Regions from separate parts of the Homo sapiens genome. Here all the other regions are linked to region 1. The links are chromatin loops, found by intact Hi-C in ENCODE. Cell type or tissue: OCI-LY7. All regions are shown on one strand.

What was found. Peaks named below come from ENCODE experiments on the same cell type or tissue, not always from the same donor. Only the 100,000 strongest peaks of a DNase experiment are listed, where the experiment ranks them.
Region 2: it touches region 1 in a loop (6-fold over the local background); 2 of 110 quality-filtered maps call a loop at or near these places.
Region 3: it touches region 1 in a loop (5-fold over the local background); 3 of 110 quality-filtered maps call a loop at or near these places.

Annotation. Positions count from the first base shown.
Region 1 is chrX:148,500,962-148,503,461 of GRCh38, forward strand. AFF2 (ALF transcription elongation factor 2) reads left to right here. Exons shown (of 21, transcript NM_002025.4): 1 at 1-183. The coding sequence starts at 137. Among named protein-coding and RNA genes, the nearest start is that of AFF2, 1.6 kb to the left of the region's middle. RefSeq lists an enhancer at 316-1,193. In OCI-LY7, a CTCF peak has its summit at 1,018; DNase peaks (open chromatin) are centred at 260, 270, 410 and 950; H3K4me3 peaks cover 2,500 bases; H3K27ac peaks cover 2,500 bases.
Region 2 is chrX:148,575,703-148,578,202 of GRCh38, forward strand. All of the region lies in intron 1 of AFF2 (ALF transcription elongation factor 2), which reads left to right. Among named protein-coding and RNA genes, the nearest start is that of AFF2, 76 kb to the left of the region's middle. In OCI-LY7, no CTCF peak of the experiment used is centred here; no DNase peak of the experiment used is centred here; H3K4me3 peaks cover 1,529 bases; H3K27ac peaks cover 2,500 bases.
Region 3 is chrX:148,131,996-148,134,495 of GRCh38, forward strand. No RefSeq gene overlaps it. Among named protein-coding and RNA genes, the nearest start is that of FMR1NB, 150 kb to the left of the region's middle. In OCI-LY7, CTCF peaks have their summits at 1,321 (motif pointing right) and 1,523; a DNase peak (open chromatin) is centred at 1,316.

The DNA of each region.
Region 1 (2,500 bases):
GCCCGGACACTTTTAGCTGGGCGGGAGGGCTGGAGAGCCGGGGGCCGCCGAGAACCGCCAGCGAGCTGTGCCGAGAGCCGCGCCGACCCGCTGCGATCAGGGACAGGCGCCCGCCCGCCGCCGCCGCCTGGCCGCTATGGATCTATTCGACTTTTTCAGAGACTGGGACTTGGAGCAGCAGTGGTAGGTGTTGATTTTTGCCTTCTCCTTTGATGAGCGAGTCTCCTGGCGAAGTCTGAGGTTTTCGCCTTTGTTAAGAGGAGCTGAAGCTGTCGTGGGGGGCGCCCCGGACTCCCTCCCACTTGCTCTCAGCCACCTCTGGCCCCGGCCGCGCTGACTCCTAGGTCGGATGCCGGGGTGGGGGGAGGTGCGGGAAGAGGGAGGGATGCGGACCCGAAAGCGTCGCTTTGCGCTCCAAGTCTAAAGAGTTGCATTTGGCTCACATCGAATTCGGTGCCGCCCGAGGGCTGAACCGCACGACCTCCCAGGAGCTTTTCTCTCGGAGCGGCTTGCCGGTCTGGCCTCCTTGAGCCCCGGATGCCGCCCGCCCGAAATGTCTCAACTTTCCAGGTGCCCAACGCCCGCGGCGGGCCATGGGGGAAAGGCAACGGCCAGGTGCGGCCAGCAGCCCTCTGCTTCCTTGGTGGCCACCGCCCCCGCTGCCGCCACCTCCATCCCTGCGCTGCGCGGCGCGCACACCTTTCCTTCTGCCGACTCAGCCCAAGTTCCCTGCACTCCCGGGTGGAGCAGCGGCTTTGGGGGCCACCACTCAGGGGACCTTGGTTCGAGGCCGACTTCGGCGCTTGGCTTTCAAGACTGAGGGTTTTCGGAGTTGGCCCCCCAAATCCGCAGCTCTGATGTCAATGCACATTTAATTACCGGATGGACCCCCTTCGGCCTCCCACTGGGAGGCAGCCGTAGTTTTTTGTAAGGGACCTCCAGCTCAGATTCAAAGGTTGAGTCAGCTCTTCACAAAATACCCTAAACTTGTCGCTGAGACATTTTGAAAGATGGTAGAAAGGTGACTGGGGACCTGGAAAGTTGTTAACTCTCTTAGAGATGTGCGTGCGCGTGTGCATAAATACTGATATACATATCTATTAACTTTTCAAAAACTTCACCTACTACAAACATTATCACAGTTTATTTGTCATAATACTTAAACGTATCAGATTCCCCCCGCAGTCTAAGGAATTAGATGGGGAGGGGGCGCAGTGGTAACCGCTTAAAATTGCATTCTTGGTTATTGCCTTTTAAAATGTATTTAGAATGATCTGTAGTACCTACCAATAGTGCGAAATCTTTTGCAATGTTAAACTACTAGCGGCCGTTGGTTATGAATGCTGTGTATTTTTACAAGGATTTCCCCTGTTGATGTGATATTTTAGGCAATTTCCTTCTTTAAAAAAGGGTCATATGCTTAGCCAACAGCTTCATTATGCCAATCATGCCTCCTTTAGTTGCAAATCCAAGATAGTCAGAACTTAAATACATTTTATTTTACAGCAATTCCGGATAAATCCTTGAAGCGCAAATTATGCTGTATCAGTATTAATCTATAAGGCGTTTTGGATACCACGGTTTTATCAGCTCTGTAGAAATACATTGTTACATTAAAAAATGCTGTTATTTGAAAGTAAAAATTACTATAAAATTATTGCTCAATTAGATATTATGCTTCTGCACACAGCCTTTACTCTGCTTCACTAATTTATTTTGCAGACAACTGATAACCATAGCACTCTATTTGCATACAATTTGCCTAATATGTGGTGTGGGTTACATCGTTAATTTAACAGACATTGTTATAATTAATTTCATGGGTATAGTTCAAATGTTAAACATATACAAGGTATTAGGTTTTTAGAAACATGTTTTTTATATTAATTCCGGTTTAATCTTATGCATATGCAATTGCATATTTAAAGGGAATGGACTCTTTTATGTTTGATTTCTTTAAAAAAAATGATAGGCTCCCTCACCCCTGTGGGAGGCTTTCTTTTTCTTATCTTAAGGAAAATGCAAAACCTTTTTTTCCTCCAGATCCCTAACTGAGACACATCAGTTAAGAAGCATAGACTTGGACACTTCGTGAATATTATGTGAAATACTGATTAATTAGTGTAACGCATCTGCATAAATAAGCCTGTCCTTTCCCTCTGTACATGATCCAGGAAAATTTCTCCTTCTTACTGCTCGTGAGTGGCACACTTCGTGATGCATCTCTGTTTATAAACATTTGTAATGTGGTTGTGCTTTTGTGTTTTGTATAGCTCCACAGAGAAAAGGAACATAAATGTGACAATAGTGGATGAACTAAAAAGCTTGACATTGTCTTGAGTGGAAATTGGTACCTTTCCCACTTCTCTTTGGAAGTCCAGAGCATGCCAGTTACGTGTTCATTATATGTTTACTTCCATTCCTTGGGAGTAAATAGCTACTTAAAGTGATGGCCTCCACTCCCCACGCCCCCAAGCCCCCAGGAGGGCCAAGAAAGGAA
Region 2 (2,500 bases), 75 kb after region 1:
CTTTGAACTTGAACTCAGAAACTTCAACTTGTGTCCCATTGCAATAGCCATCTCTTTTAAAATCAGTCTTTTTTTGCTAATAAATGCAAATAATGTGTAAGTGCAAATAATAAATTATATAATAAAATAGAATAGAATATATAATTATCTGATATTATAATATTATATATATAATAAATACAAATAATAACATTTCTGACTCCTCAAGGAGCTAAATAGCATGTGGTGTGTTGTTTCTAGCTTTCTTCTCTCCTGTCTTTGAGTAATTGGGCTGATCATGCCCGTTGTTGCCTGCTATGGGATTGACACTGCAAGTTTAGCTATGACAAGAATTCAGTAGCAGTGTACAGGTTGCTTGAACACAGACAGACCTCCCTGCTTCTGTTTTGGTAATGTTTATAATGAAGGAAAGATCATAGGCAGCAGCACCTATTACAATTATTGTTATATTCAGGCATTGGCAGATATGGCACCCAGATGCTTTGCTGCAGTTTGTCTTAATAACTGGATTATCTGATTTCCTACAAGTTCTGCAATGACAAAGTGGCAGCCTTTGGGGGAAAGTTTCATAGAATGAGCACTGTTTTAGGCAAGGCAGCCAACTTGGTTTAAAATCAGATCCTATCAGAGGAATGAGCAGAGTCTACAATTATAGGTCATACAAAGATTGTGAAGATATTAAACGTGAAGCAAAACTCTTTAATTTCCTTATTTAATTTTGTTCTGAGGAGTTTAAATAATACTGCTTAATGCTATCAGGATGATGTCAGTACTTCGAGGAAATAACTTTCCTATTTAGACTTGGTCATGCAGTCTGTTTAACAGCTATTTCCTTTATAATGGCATGTTGCATTTCCCAGCATTCCTTAGGGCATGCAAGGAGAACGGCATGGTCTTCTTGAATAATTAATATGGTTTTCTGAGCAGTAGTCATGGAAACCCAAGCAGTGTCACATATTTGGATTATAAGAATTAGGCACATTTTGAATATAACGTTTAACCGAAAAGGTGGCTACCCACCAAAAACGAAAGTCTTTTTCCCAATTCCCCTAGTTTAGCGACATGAATGTGGTTTGGGGTGTGTGTGTGTATGTGTGTGTGTGTGTGTGTGTGTGAGACAGAGAAAAACTAATCCTTGCTTCATAATACAATTATTTTTATATTTTTGTGTTTGAATTGCTTAATTGGTTCTCTTCGCTCTATTTTTGAATTCTCTGTTTAATTGAAATGTTTTCACATGCAAGCTTCTGTTTTCATACTTTATCTAGGGCTGCTCAGTCACAGGTTATTACTTTTTTATTAAAGAGAAAATGTAGAACTTAATTTACAATAAAATAGCATAGACCACTCACTGTCTTGAGTATCTCTAAGGTATCACATCCTTTCTAATGCTGCCCCAAACCTCTGATGTTATTAGGTTGTAAGATTTTCAAGTGTGTTAGACAATTGCTATTCATGAAAAAGCCTAGTGTTACTGCGAAGTTTCTAGACCTGCTCTATTAGACCAGTTGTATATATGGTTCTTTTATTTGTCTCAAAAAGTGTCTCTTCAGAATCAATATCGTCATTACCTTGGATGTGTGTGTGTGTGTGTGCGCGCACACACGTGCGCACAAGTCAACCAGGCAATAGCAAAAAGCTATCATCCAGTCTTCAGTAATGGTGTACGTGAAAAGAATAAAAATAACTGGAAGTTATTTATAGAGTATAAACCCTCTGGTTTCATAAACCGTGTATGCTGCTATTTGCTCAGTTTTATTCCACAAACAACTGCAGTGTCTAAGGCTCCCAAACCTCTGCTTTCCTAGACTGATGAAGGAAGTGATTAGTAATACCATTAACAAATAACAGAAGAGTAAAAAGAATAAAGGGAAGCAAAGATTTCTTTTTGTTACTACTTCTAGTTTTCTGCCTATTTAAAATTGTCTTTCTTACAGAAATGTGCCATCTCATGGAAGGAAGCCCACACATGTTTGAACTATTTTCTTTTGCACTTTCATTTGTTAAATGTGCATAAATAGTGGGGATCTTCCTCGGAGCTCCAGATTTTTCTCTCATCTTACACTGATCCTTTCTCTATGGTGAATATGCTCAGCGGCATCATCTTTTTTCCCCCAAATGCCTTTACAACAAGGTATTACTGTGTCTCACTTGCATTAGGGCCCACCTACTTTGCACCCCTGAGGCTGTGCCTGTGCTTTCATTAGGATTCCAACTGCATCGCTGGCCAGGCTTCCATCCATCTGTTGATAAGTTGCAGCTCCTCTGCGATTCTTTTTGGAATTACCAGGCAAATACTGGACTGATGCTTCAGCAAATCCCCAAATTCTTTCTTTATTTTTATTTGGTCATGTGTTACACTTACTTTCACTCTTGGCCTTTAACTTTTCTGTGAACTGACTTAGTCAGAAAATTCCAATTGGAGGTGTCTTTTCTTATATCATTTTGCTTGTGCTTTTAGGTTTTGGAAATTTGTAGTCCTGTGCTTATGAAGTTTACC
Region 3 (2,500 bases), 370 kb before region 1:
AAAGACTACACATAGTGTTCAGTGTATACTGCTCGGGTGTTGGGTGTACCAACATCTCACAAATCACCACTAAAGAACTTACACATGTAACCAAACACCATCTGTTTCCCAATAACCTACGGAAATAAAAAAAAAGTGAGTTAACATACATGAAGTCCTTAGAGAAACACCTGGTATGTAGAGAATATTCATGAGCAGTAGATATTATTATTACCACTTACTGTTCAAGGTTCTGTATCATTTTAGTTGAAGAATATGCTGAGATTTCTAAGCAATTTTAAAAATATATCATTTACAGACATTTGTGTATATGAATCATAATTTTTCTGATACTAGGCAAGCAAAGGAAGTCCAGAAATAAATTAGACATCGAGACAAATGTCAGTGCAATTGATAACCATTATACCAAATTTCAAAATTTCATGTATATCCAGACAGTTTCATTCTTCTCATTAACCGACTTGATAATATGTAAATATTAGGTTGGTGCAAGAGTAAGTGCGCTTTTTGCCATTACTTTTAATCCCACTACTTTGAACATACTTCATATATTTTCCATCATTTTTCTTACCATTTTGTAAACAAATTCTTCCCCCATTCCTTTTAATTGCAAAAAACACACTGACTTTTGTACCAACTTAAATAGTTATATATTTGAAATTAAACAACAAAACTCTTCTGATATAATCTGTTCTATATATTAAGGTTCCATGTAAGATTGATTTTAAAAGTCCGTCCCACTGATTAAAAAAAAAAACTAAAAAGGTTTAAAGTTCATTGATCTAAAGAAAATAGTGTTTCTTTTACTGTAATAATAATGATGATAATATAATTTTTATGAAGTACTCTCTTACCTATGATCTCATTTGTTACAACAACCCAGCAAAACAGCCAGGGTCGGAATTATCATTCATATTTTACTGATGAGAGAATGAAGCCTCGAAGAGGTAAAAGTGACTTACTCGAGTGACAAGGCTATTGTGACCCAAAGCCAGAAAGGATTCCAATCCAATTCTTTATTCCTCATTCAGTTTTTTTACTTGACCTGCCTCGCAGCCGACAGGGCTAAATGTTCCTGTTCCAAAGCTGAGGGCCTTTTCTCCTGGGTGCTCCTGATGCAATGATTTATAGCAGAAGTGCGGGGTCATGCCTTTCTGGCTCCTTACAGGAGGGAGGTTTTCCGTGCACCTTGGCTTCTGATCGCACTGTGTAGTGAATTTGGAGGTGTCAAGGTGGACTCACACGGTAATGTGAGCCTAAGATGAGAAGTTAATTAGGTCTTTTGATATCTAATGAGGTTTCAAATCATTTATCACCAGTAGAGAGCACTATAAGATTAGAATTAATAGCAGGACTTGCATGAAGAAAATAATGTTTGTATCATGAATGTATTACAAAGGCGGAGTTAAAATGATTGATTTTAAGCAAGCATGATCTGCCCTTGTAATAGTAGATCATTTCCATCAGTTGAATCTTTACAAAGCAGTCACTCAAAACTTGCATTTAAATGTAATAGCAATATTAAAAGAAGTAGGCGTTGCTTGCTTGTTGAAGTTACATTGAAGAGGTTCAATTCTGAATCATAACCCAGGCATATGTGCCTTCTACTTGAATATCTTGCTTCCAAACCACTGTTGCAGTGTTTATAACACAGAGTTCCTTCTTTCTTCCTGACTCCTGTGTTGCATATGGGACTCCACACATACAGAATAGGTTCAAAGATATCAAGATACCATGGGGCTTCATGCTGACCCCCTTTATTTTTCTTACTTGGGATTTGTGGCTGTTGGGCTTTCTTAAACCTTTTTTTTCTGGTTGTAGATATAAAATCAAGCTTCATTTCATAAGTAGCCTTCAGTGTATTCATATTATTTAGAGACATGCAGTAAATACAAATCTGCCCACAGTCTACAGACTGAAATATTGGCATTTAGTTCCATCCTAATTACAGTATTTTACTAGTCTAACACTGACATGCATCACACAATGACTTTCATGCTGTGGAAAGCTTTGAAATGGATCTGCCTTAAAGATAGCTGCACTTACACTTCATATGTTTTTCATCATTTTTCTTACCATTTTGCCAGTTCCCCAAACTAGCTGTATTTAAACAAATTCTTCCCCCACAGCCATTTTGTTCTCTGATTTCACCCTGCCGTGAAGTCTCAATGCAAAATCGGCAATAGCATGATTGATCATTTAGCTGACAGCATAGTCATGAACACGAGGTAGAAACTTCACATCCAGTAAGAGGAGAAGCTGGAATGCAGAGGTATTAAAATACAAATATCTCCCATGAAAACAGAGGAAACATGAGAGGTTTAATGTTTGAATAAATCTCCTCTATTCCCCAAACCCTAGCCATTGATAAATGTGCTCCCTCTTCAATCTTGTTTCAGTATTCAAGTTTTCTCATAAGTAGTGTATTTATTGAAAAAAGCCCTCTCCCTTTACTCTGTCCTCATCACAACAGTAAAAGAACCCGCCCCCCGACCCGCCA